2 separate regions of the Homo sapiens genome follow, and region 1 is linked to region 2. A link is a contact called in ENCODE Hi-C or POLR2A ChIA-PET data. All regions are on one chromosome and are shown on one strand. Each heading gives the region's core, a stretch centred on a gene start or an enhancer-like site at or near the end of the contact. The rest is flanking DNA. Distances are from core to core; before and after follow the strand shown.

The links. A loop is a pair of places that touch in the nucleus more often than their neighbours do. ChIA-PET counts read pairs that join two places held with the same protein, here RNA polymerase II (POLR2A). Pooled maps may share reads with other maps.
Region 1: a loop to region 2 is called in a map of Caco-2, with 9 times the contacts of the local background. The contact joins two enhancer-like sites. A Hi-C loop is called at or near these places in 4 of 168 maps with a recorded cell type or tissue (Caco-2, HepG2, aorta and 1 more) and 9 of 50 pooled maps. POLR2A ChIA-PET finds 5 or more read pairs at or near these places in 1 of 52 experiments (AG04450).

What each region holds. Positions count from the first base shown.
Region 1 is chr3:188,119,849-188,126,024 of GRCh38, forward strand. No RefSeq gene overlaps it. Among named protein-coding and RNA genes, the nearest start is that of LPP-AS2, 31 kb to the right of the region's middle. Within about 2 kb of position 3,468, at least 3 of the 41 ENCODE cell types and tissues checked have a DNase peak (open chromatin) inside an H3K27ac peak, as active enhancers do.
Region 2 is chr3:188,048,764-188,054,758 of GRCh38, forward strand. No RefSeq gene overlaps it. Among named protein-coding and RNA genes, the nearest start is that of LINC01991, 75 kb to the left of the region's middle. RefSeq lists an enhancer at 3,432-4,404. Within about 2 kb of position 3,533, at least 21 of the 41 ENCODE cell types and tissues checked have a DNase peak (open chromatin) inside an H3K27ac peak, as active enhancers do.

The DNA.
Region 1 (6,176 bases), core at 2,218-4,717, 71 kb after region 2:
GAACCATGTTTCTGCTCTTCTGTTACTAGGGAAGATCCAGTAAATTTCAGCTCTTCTTTCACCATTATTTATTCATTAAAACAAACTTATGAGGTACGTAGCTGTATTGTCCCCATGTCCCAGAGGTACAAACAGGCTAAGTCACTTGCTCGAAGCCACATGGCTTAAAAGTGGCCGACCTGGCAAAATATGTCAGAAGGACAGGAAATGGGAGATGAGCCCAGGTCTTCTGTCCCCAGGTGGCCCCTGCTCTTTACATTCATTTCAATCTCTCAGCAGGTGACATCACTAGTTTCCAAACTTTTTTTTTTTCTCAAGTACATTTGGGGAAATTAGTTTTTATCCCAGAGAGACACTTCCTGGGGGCAATTAAATATTAGTGGATTGGGTCTTCTTGTTTGATAAAATTTTGCCTTCTAAAAATGGCAAACAGAGTCATGATTTTTTTTTTCAAGATCACATTTCCTCACTAGAAAAATTCACCTTGGGGTAGAGTACTCGGTGGAGAATTCCAGTGAGAAAGGAAAATTTCTCAAAGAGCGGTGAGCAATCACAAAGAAGAACTTTGAAGTAGACAGGAAAAGTATTTGGTACCCTCTAGTATTTGTTACTACAAATGCTGGGCCTTGCAGAGATAAGAATTTCCTAACAAATGAGGGTGTTAGTCAGACTTAAGAGGGATTTTGCACTGTCTTTGGGTATAGACTTTCACAAAGAAAGTTGTGTTCTGAGACGGGCAAAAAAGCTGAAAGAGAGTAAGTCATCCTCGCATTGCGGCTATATGCACAAGCTCTTAGAGGGTGGACATTCGTTCTTCAGTTGATGAATACTTGCAGCCCTGAGTTGGAGAATTCAGGAGGAAAGGAAGGAAGATGAGAAAAAAGGAAAGGAGAGAGCAAAAGTGGAAGGGAGGAAAGAAGGAGAAGAAAATTGCTAAACACTGTTTATCCCCTCACCTCATTAAAAAATTCACTACTATAAAGTTACATTCTATTTTCCACCCATAATACTAACTCTGGGCTCAAGCGCACAAATACACACATGAAAATAATTCAGGGAGGAATTAGCATGTAGAATTACCTGGAATAATGTTTAGTGTGTTCGTTTAGCGGTGTGAGTTGCAGCTTATAAAACACCTCTGTTATGCTGCGTGCTTGGAGGATTCTTTGCATCCACAGTCACAGCAGTGCTGCACACTCTCTTGAGGCCAGGCTCACAGAGAAGGTGGCACTGTGGCATAGAGGGACAGATTTGGCCCCCTGTGAGCTCAGCTCCAGCCTCCCTGCATCCCAAAGCAGAGGGTATTTTCCCTAGTGGAAGAGACAGAAGGAACAGGTCCTCAGTGGAAAAGAGGAGATGAAACGTGTCAGCAGTAGGAACATCACACTGAGAGACAAGGGACGGGGCTACAGTCTTGGCCATGCCATCTCTCATTTAGTGATCTTAGTTAATCACTCCTTTTCTCAGGAAAATGAAGGGGTGTGGCCAGATGGGGCATGGCCTGAGGTTCTCTTGTAACTCTATTTGTTTTTTGTTTGTTTGTTTTTTTGAGACAGTCTTGCTCTATTGCCCAGGCTGGAGTGCAGTGGCACGATCTCAGCTCACTGCAACCTCCGCCTCCTGGGTTCAAGCAATTCTCATGCCTCAGCCTCCCACAAGTAGCTGGGATTACAGGCATGTTCCACCACATCTGACTATGTTTTTTATTTTTAGTAGAGATGGGGTTTCACCATGTTGGCCAGGCTGGTCAAGAACTCCTGGCCTCAAGTTATCCTCCCACCTTGGCATCCCAAAGTTCTGGGATTACAGGTGCGAGCCACTGTGCCTGGCCTCTAACTCTAATTTTTAATGGTGTTTATAATTTAAGTCACAGATTTAACTGTCTGTTTCCCTGTCTATAATGTGGCCAGGTTGGGCCAAATGACCTCTAAGTGGTCTTTGAGTTGGCTCTAAGCTCTAGAAATCTGTAATTCTACGACTAAATCAAGGCTCACTAAACACATGTAAAAGGAGAAAGGCTGCGGTTCCCCAAAGCATACAGGATATCAGGTTGCTCCCAATGTGCTAGCTAAGGCTAAAGTATGAGGTTCTCCAGTGCAGGTCACAGGGCAAACAGGTGAAGCTCTCAGTCACTTGGGTGCAGAGTGGCAGCTTCCCACACCTGAGGCCATTCTATCCCACTACTCCTGCCTTCAGCCCTGCTGTTTCAGCAGCCCTAATCATCAGAAGGTTGCATGGGCCCAGGTTGCACAACTCAGGGTCCCTTCTAAGACCTCTGAAGTCACCCACCCCAAATTCTTCCCCATCCATTCCTAGTACATAGTTTTCCAAAATCTCCCTATAGGTAGCCTGTTTCATCTTTCGGGGACTTTGATGATTAAGAAATATTTTGGGTCAAGGTGTGGGCCAAGGTATGTCTCCCTGTAACTTTTACCATTGGTCAAGTTCTGTCCTCTGAGGCCTCCTGTGACAAGTCTGCCCTCTCTTCCCTGTGGAAACCCACCAGGCCTTCGGTGACAACAGGCAAGGCCTTATGAAGTCTTCTTCTGGGTAAGGAACTCTGTTTTTTCTGATGGCATGGTTTTCGGCTATCTTACTCTCCTGGCCTGTAAATTCTCCACATTGCCAAACACGACATGAGACTTGGGGGATAAAAGATGTAGGTTTGAGTAGTGTGTCCACCAATGGGCTCTATTGCATAACACAGCTAAATTGAAGTTTTTATTTAGGGCGGATAAAATGTTGAATATAAACTTATAAATAATGAAGTGCTGCATAAAGGATTGTTATTACTACTACAGCTACTCTATATTGCTACTAAAAATAACAATTACCCCTACTAAATCAAGAACACAATGCAGCTGTCTTCTGAAACTACAGAATAGGAAAGAGAGCTGTCTTTTGCTTCGTCATTATATTCCTATGCCTTCAGCCTAACACCACTGTCGCTGTTTTGGTAAGCTGTATCTCAGAGTTGGCTCAGCCAGAGCTTACAGGCAACCAAATATTGAAGCTGCAGTTGTATTACACATGCTGCTGTCGGCCTAGGTTTTCCCAGTTCTTGTTATTGTAAAGTTAAGGGATTTACATTTGTCTCTGACATTTCATCATGTTTGTTTCACCCTGTTCAGATACTTTTGGACTATGATTCAGCCATGAAAAACAGTGCTTTCCAATTTTGGCTTCATGTCAGAATCATCTTGGAAAATTTTCTTAGCATAAATATTCCTCCTGAACCCTAGTCTCAAGATTTTAATTAATTTATTGTAGGGTGGGACTCAGGAAGCCATACCTAAAACAAGCATTTTAGGTGGTTCTTATCAGTGAAAGCATGAGGTTCCATCAGCCTGCATTTGGAAATCCAGCGTATACCACAGCCTACTCTGCTCAGTGTCACCTGAGCACTGGATAAACATGGCTTTTCTTTTAGGAAATCTTCTAAAGGGTAAGAAAATATCTACATCAAAGGTCAGGTGAAGACTGTCACAATGTTTGCATTCTGTTAATGTTGTACTTTCACAAGTCATTTCCTTCCTCATTCTCTAAAACAACGTAGATACAGCAACCTACAGATGAGCAGGACATAGACACAATGCTCCCATATGCCACTTTCTTTCCCACCAGGCAAGGTCGTGCCTTCTCATATCAGAAGTGTGCAATCCGGCCAAAAAGAGCATCCAGACTTAGAGTCCAGAGAAATTGACTGAGTAGGCATGTAAGTTGAAACCAATTTACCATTCCCTATTTTACCAACATTTCATCATTTCATTTTACTGGGAAGCCCCAGAGAGGTGCATTTACTTGCCAAGTTCACACAGTTTCGTCTAAAGTGATACGGGAAGATTCTTTCTGGACTTGAAGGAGCCCTATGTCTTCTTTACTGACTTTGATGATTCATTCATTCAGCACACACATACAGAGAATTCTCTGTGTACTAGGGAAGCATTATGTGTGGGATGGAGTAGAAAGAAATGAGACATAGTCCTTTTTCCTTTATCTCATTCTTGAAGTCCAGTAAGACAAGACCTATACAAAAATAACTGCCCAAGGTGGGCAAGAATGAATGCCATAAAAGGTCAAGAAAAGGAAGAATCACATTTTCTTCCTTCTAAGGAAAAGAGTTCTTTTGATCTTTCAGTTAAAAAAAAACAAAACACTAATTTCTCATTAAAAAATATGCTGCATTAAATCCATAATTATGTCCATGTGATCCCTTCAATGTCATCTCCTACATGGTACAGACCCTGCCATTTTTTAAATTATTTCAATAACACTTAGCATAATACAATGCACACCAAGGACTCACCTCTACCTTCAGTCTAAATCTTTTTATTCTTAAGTCCTGGGCATTAGCACAATTTTGTTACTAAAGACCTTTGAAAATGTCTTAGCTCTGTGACTACTGAATTTCTTCATATGGATCTACTTTAAAAGGCTTTCCCCACATTACTAAGGCTGTGGTCTAGTTCTTATATACCACTTGAACAAGAGCCTTCTTGTTACATAAATCCAGAGATCATTCCTCTAAGCCCCTGACTCATTGTTCTCACAGCTAGGCATTTCTGAAAACAAGATGCCATTTTGTTTCTAGGGTCAGAGCTCAAATCTTTATTGCCTCTGGTGAGATGATATTCTGTTCGCTTTCCTCCATTTAAGTATATAACATACCCTAAAGTATGTGCTAATTAATACATCTGTTTGTCTTACAAAGCAGTCGAAAAGCATGTATTTAAACTGTGATTCACATTTTCCCTTTCAGCCCGTCTGCAGATTTTTGTGCATGAGGAGCCTGATTACATTACTATTTTAAAAAGCCAATTAAAAAGTTCACTAAGTGACACTGGTGTGTTTTAGTGCAGGTAATAGAAGCATAAAGCTCTATGTGGCATTAACAAGCTGAAAGATACAACTGGATTTGATGGCAGAATTCATTTCTTCATCTTTCCAAAACAGTCTTCTGGAAAACAACTATGTATCTGTCCCAGAGGCAGGCCATGGGCACGTAGTCTGCACAGGCACTTTTAGGTTACAAAACAGTGAGCCATCTGTGGATGCACTCAGAGGGTTCACTGGCAAAGTCTTTATGGCTACTCCTTTAGAAAAAGAAGGGCTGGGTTGGGCGTGGTGGCTCATGCCTGTAATCCCAGCATGTTGGGAGGCTGAGGTGGACAGATCACAAGGTCAGGAGATCGAGACCATCCTGGCCAACATGGTGAAATCCCGTCTCTACTAAAATACAAAAAATTATCCAGGTGTGGCGGTGTGCGCCTGTAGTCCCAGCTCCTCAGGAGCTGAGGCAGGGGAATCACTTGAACCCAGGAGGCAGAAATTGCAGTGAGCTGAGATTGTGCCACTGCACTCCAGCCTGGTGACAGAGCAAGACTCCTGACCTGTACATTTGCCCAGTCTGAAACACATGACCTGAGGTTGGCCAATCCTGTACTTCCTCCTAGGACTTTGATTCTTTAGAAAATGAGGTGCAGATGGAGGAAACATTTGCAGTTAAAGCAGATCAGAGCACTAACACATGGGCCAGATTGTTCCTGATACATGACATTGACTATAGATCCTGTCTCCTACCCCAGCTCATGCTTTTAGTCTCCTAAGTCCGTTCTAAGATCATCACTTCACTATACAGATGCTCCTTGACTTACAATGGGTTTACATCCTGATAAACCCATCATAAGTTGAAAATGTCCTATGTCAAAAATGCATTTAATACATCAAACCCACCGAACATCTCAGGATAGTCTAGCCTACCTTAAGCACACTGATTACACTGACATCAGCATACAGTTTGGCAAAATCATCTGGCAACACTGCACACCATAAAGTATGAGTTTTTTTAGCTTCGTGATTGGGTGGCTGACTGGGAGCTGGGGCTGGTTGCCTCTGCTCAGCATCGCAAGTGTATCCTAACACTTTCTACTGAATGTATATCACTTTTGTATCATTTTAAGTCAAAAAATTGTAAGTCAAGCCATAATTAAGTCCCTTTTCACATGAGATAACCACAGTCTGTTCCTGTTGCTTGTGGCCAACAATCCTGATTGGTTCTAAAAAAAAGATGATTCCTCTATTAGAAAGCTTGGCTCATGCCTGTAATCCCAGCACTTTGGGAGGCAGAGGTGGGCAGATCACATGAGGTCAGGAGTTTGAGACCAGCCTGGCCAACA
Region 2 (5,995 bases), core at 2,283-4,782:
CACTTGGCTGGGCATGGTGGCTCATGCCTGTAATCCCAACACTTTGGGAGGCCGAGGCAGGTGGATCACTTGAAGTCAGAAGTGTGAGACCAGCCCGACAAACATGATGAAACCCCATCTCTACTAAAAATACAAAAATTAGCTGAGTGTGGTGGCGCATGACTGTAATCCCAGTTACTTGGGAAGCTGAGGCAGGAGAATCCCTTGAACCTGGAAGGTGAGGTTGCAGTGAGCCGAGATCACGCCATTGCATTCCTGCCTGGGTGGCAGAGTGAGACTCTGTCTCAAAAAAACAAAAAACAAACAAACAAAAAAAGATAATATCTCATCATAAAATGCTCATATATTCCCTTAAAAGGGAAGAAGTAAATTTATTGTTATCTAATACAAATTCAAAATTAGCCATAACCACAACCTATTGGAAGGACAGGGGAACAACCAGTTTCTCCAGGACTAGAACTGTATCTCTGTGGTCCCAGGGGTCACTGTCTGCATTGTCAAGGAAGAAAAGTTTGGTAGGAAGCAGGATTTGCTACCAAGACGCACATGATCAGCTCCTCAGCTGCAGCGCCCTGTGGCTAGGAGGCAGGGGCCAGGTGTGAAGATCAAGTTCAGGTCCCTCAGAATTCTATTGCTGAACTGGCCATGCTGGGCAGTGGGACAGCAAGACTGGCCAGAACCCAGATCCAGAACACAGACAGGAACTCACTGCTATCCTCCAGAGCACCTTGGATTTGTCTCTGGGACAAAAAGCTATGCCTGCTCTCTTTGCAACAGGAGCCCAAAGCACTCTGCAAAAGCCTCATACTCCCTAGGAATAGTGATGCCTTGATGGAGGCAGGCATCCAAAAGGAAGGGAAAGAAGCCATGGAGGGAAAAGCTGGGGAGGAAGTTACTGCTCTATTATCATCAGGTGTGAGACAAGCACAGGTGTCTAAATAGTGAATGCCTTACAAAGGACAGACTCTTTGAGATAAGATGGCATCCGAGAGCTTTTGCCTTTCAACCCTGGGTGCTTTTTGGAAACCTGCCAGGTCTCCAAGTCCTGAAAAGGGATTGAAGTTTAGGTTTCTTAACCATATCTGAACACAATGACTTGTGCAAGCCTCAAAGTAAAAAGAGAACTGAGCTAACGTGGCCAGTCCTAGTCCTTTCTGGGGAAGGGTCACTCGTTCAAAAAGCAGCCAGCCTCTAAGATGCAGCAGTGCTTGAAATCCTGAGATCTAGGTGGCTGTCTGGAGAGCCAGGCCTCCAGTGCTCAGGAAAGGGCCACAACACCGCCAAAGCTCTGCTGCAGGAAGTGGTACTTTCCTGGCTTCACCAAAGCAGGGCGAAGGATGCCTCTCCCTTCTGCGCCTGATACCAGATCACAGTTGCTGAACCACTGTACCGGTCACATCTCTTTCACGCTTAAAAGCTTTCGGTGGCTCCTGGCTGCCAATCACTTCAATTTCCTCCTCCCTCTGGGATTCAGTGCCCCCAAATGTGGTGCTCAGCCATTCTCCAACCACAGCCCCTCCTCTCCCTGTTGCACTAATCCACTTGTCCATCTCCCCACAGACACCAAGTGAGCCCCAAGATTTCCTGCCACCACGTCCTGCTCAGGCTAGTTCCTCCCCCTGGAAGCCATTTCCCTACAATCTCTCAAAATGTCACTTTTTGGACTTTTAACTTTTCTTCACCCCAAATTCCATCTCTTCTATAAGAGCTTTCCTCATCTACTGCTGTGGACACCTAGTCAAGAGCAATTTCTTTCACCTCAGACATCTCTGTTTTTCTTAGAGCTCATAACTTTCTTTTTTATTTCCTTTCTTTTCTTTCTTTCTTTCCTTCCTTTCTTCCTTCCTTCCTTTTTTCTTTCCTTTTTTTTTCTTTCTTTCCTTTTTTTTGACAAAGTCTCACTCTCTCCCCCAGGCTGGAGCACAGTGGCACAATCTCAGCTCACTACAACCTCTGCCTCCCAGGTTCAGGCAATTCTCCTGCCTCAGCCTCCTGAGTAGCTGGGAGTACAGGTGCCCGCCACCACGCCTGGCTAATTTTTGTATTTTTAGTAGAGACAGGTTTTCACCATGTTGGCTAGGCTGGTCTCAAACTCCTGACCTCAGGTGATCCACCCACCTCAGCCCCCCAAAGTGCTGGGATTACAGTCGTGAGCCACCACACCTGGCCATAACTTTCTTCTTTGTGTTTGGATTATTGTGTGCTCCTTGTAGCTTTGCTCTGGATGGTAAACTCCTTGGAAACGGAAGTTTCCTCTTGCTTTCCATGACTTACTTCTCCTTGTTGGGTTGAGCTGTATGTTTGGGACAGACTAACTTGAGGAACTAAGTCCATGATGACTAGAGGAGCACTGGTTAGCTGAAGGTCTGCCAAGCTTGCTGTAAAAATATTTCAGCTTTAGGTGAGGAGCTGCACTGGCCAACCTGCTTCCTTGTAGCTCCAGGGTTTCATGCACGGGGTCTATGAATAGCCAAAGCAAAAGGCCACACTAAGCATCTTTTCTGCTCCTATCCCCAATCTTGAGTTCAGAAAGATCTGCTAGGGATCAGTGCTTTAAATCATCTCTCCTCACTCCCTGTAGAAAAGCCCTCCTTCCAGGAGCTGACTAATGCTTACTGTCCTTTCCCAAGGAGCACTTTTTTTTTTTTTTTTTAGACAGATTGTTGCTCTGTCACCCAGGCTGGAGTGCAGTGGCGCGATCTGGGCTCACTGCAACCTCTGCCTCCCGAGTTCAAGCAATTCTCCTGCCTCAGCCTCCTGAGTAGCTGGGATTACAGGCACACACTACTACGCCCAACTAATTTTTGTATTTTTAGTAGAGACGGGGTTTCACCATGTTGGTCAGACTGGTCTCCAACTCCTGACCTCGTGATCCACCCTCCTTGGACTCCCAAAGTGCTGGGATTACAGGCGTGAGCCACCGCGCCCACCCCAAGGAGCACTTTCTGTTGCTTTCTGGGCAGGCTGTGTTTTTACCCTGTGCCCATCTCTCTCTCCCTGGCCCTCTGGTCTGCCCGGCACAGGTAAGGAGTCCGAGAGTCACCCTTCTCCTATGAGTATTCCGGTGGCTGCTGCTCTACCCTTGGGAGGTGGAAAAGGCACCAGCACAAGGCTTCCCCCGCCCACTCATCTCAGCTTCTTGCTTTCTGCACTGGGCCGTGTGGGGTGCTGGGAGTTTCGTGATCACAAGGAAAAGAGATGCGGGCGCCAGGCAGGGAAGGAGGACAAAGAGCAATCCCCTTATTCATGCATTCTTCAGGAAAAAGAGAGAATTTGACCTGAGCCTATTTTCCGAATAATTCGGCATCAAACAGCAATGAGGCCTGGGACTTTGCCAAGTCTTTGTTTTGTTTTGTTTTTTTCCTTTCCTCCAATCAGCCCAAGGCAATGGGGAGTGGGAGGGGGTGGAGGGGTGGGGGCTACACGCACACTGGGGCTGAGAGGGAATGCTGAGCCTGCAGAAGTGGCCCATTGACAGCTCCTGCTCACAGCAGAGGGGCGGGTGGCACCCCCAGCCTACCACCACAAGGGCAGCTCTGTCCTGTGGGCACAGGGCTCCATCCCAGCCCCACCGGCTGGGAGAGAACAACATTTCCTTATAAGGCCCCGACCGCTTTGCCAAGGCTGGATGGCTCCAACAGACTGTAGCTTTCCATTCTCCTCGTCAGCTCCAGTGCAGGCCTTGAATGTAGCCCTTGTTGTCAGGCTCCTCCTCTCCTCCACAGCCCCCACCTCACCTACTTCCACTCCCTGCCAGAGCTAGCCCCACTGGCGCAGGATAAACAGCCCAGAGGCCTCTCCCACGCAGGGCCTGCCTCGGTTCAGGCCTGCTGGAGGCAGCACAGGGTAGCAAAAGGAACGTGGGAGTCACAGTTTCGGCTGTCCCTGTGCGAAGGGAAGGCCCTTTTCCTCATCTGGAAGATGGGGCTCTAATGGCCATGGGGTCCAAATTCTTTGCATTGTATTCAAAGTCCTTCCCAGTTAAGCTGCAGGTTAACTTCACTGTTTAACTGCCTTTCCATACCTTGAAGGCCAGATTTCCCCTAGCTCTTCCTGTTTCCCCCAAACGCACCTTGCTCACACAGGCCTCCACTGCTTCGTGCACGTGTTTTTCTCTACCTAGGTATTTATCTGCCTAGGTCACTCATCCTGCAGGCCCCACGGTAGGTATGCCTTCCTCCCCTCCCCAGGAAAAAGGAATCATTGCTTTCACTTCGCTGCTCAACATTTGTTTGCACCTCTCTTACAGCTTTTCTGTTTTGCAATTGCAATGATTTCTTTACCTGCCTGTTTCCTCTATAAGATGATGAGCTCCTCCAGGCTCACATGCTCTCCTCTTTCTTTATGTCCATGAGCTCAACCCACAGTACCAGGCACATAATCCAGCTTCACAAAAGATTGCTGCACAAATGCCTGAGCACACAGTGTTGCGTAAGTTCAAAAGAGACAACTATAGTGCAAATACTTGTAAACTATAAAGTGCTGTTAACCCATGAAATGTAAAACTTTATCTTGCTACCCTCCACTCTAATTCTACTGTTTGTCACACTGTTACAGCCCTTTTCCCTGTCTGACCAGTTCTGTATCCAGAATTCCAGGCTCACTGCAACCCCTCAGGAGGTTAACATCTATCACTAAGCCATTACTCATCTTTAGAATCCCAGTGTTGGGGGCTAAAAGGTATGTATCCGAATGTTGCCATACTAGAGTCCACAGAGGCCCTACAGACATACAGTGGCTAAATGGAGAAGCTGTGAGTCCCACTTTTACTATTTATTCATGCTAGGTTCCCACAGCATTCTGGGGGGAAAAATCTGGTGGCTTTAAAAGTTTGAAGCCCACTGATTAATGCTGTCTCAACATATGACAGTTGAAACAACTGAGCCCCCTAAAAGAAAAGCAGCTTTCCCCACATCTCATGTGTTAGCCACAAACTCAAGACCATACCCGGGATCCCCTACTCTTGCTCACCACAGCCATTGCCCTGCTTAGGGCAGAGTGATGACGGATGCAACTGCGTATCTGTCAAGCCGAATGCTTATGGGTCAGGGATACCTCAAGTTCCAAATAAAGAATTTCAGTCTCTGCCAAAACAAATCTTTCTGAATTGGAGATTCTGCAAAAATATCAGGTTAGGGATTTGCAAGCTCAGCACGGTTAAGTACTATAGTAAGACTGTCCCTCTATTCTCCAGGATCCCAGCAACTGTTTCAAAGAGAAATCTCCTATCCCAAGATAAATTAGCCTGTTCTCCGTCCACATAGGGAAGTTTTTCAGAGATATGTTTGTAAAGCGAAACCCATAGTTGATCATGAACCATGTTCTAACACTATTTGCCACAGAGCCAAATTCAGGATATAAGATGGTTCTGCCTTGGGCTCCATCCAAAAGGCTTAAGTTACATGAATACTAAAAATACTTTATTATAATGAGATTTCTGTGTTAGATGCCTAAGGGCAGACTGTTCAGGAAGCAAAATGAAGCCTAAGTAATACTGGGCAAGGACATAGGAGATGAAGCTCTAGTACCAACTCTGATACTTACTGTGAAACTTAAAGCAAGTCTTTATCGGCCTCGATTTTCTCCACTACAAAATGGGAACGATGATACCTTCACATTCTTTTCCAAAGACAGTAAGAATTAGATCAACTGAGACCATGAAAGTGAAGGTACGTTATGACATCAACCAAAAAAATACTGTGCCTAAATAAGAGCTAGTTAATCATAGGCAGTGTTCCTCCCTTTGGGCTGTTCTTCTGGGTACAGAAGAGAAAAAGCTTCCCTCTCCAGCTTCCTGTAATGTTTGCTCCAAACCCTAGCTCCCTCATGGCCACTGGCAACCATACTATTGCTGATCACTTTCCAGGAAATCGAGAGGAGTTAGGGCACTCCTATTAGATTTGCTTCAAGACGCTGGAGAGCAGACAAAGGGAACCATTCTGTCACCCTGTATTCTCTTCCCCTTCCTTCCTAGGTACAAAGAGAAGGGATTTTC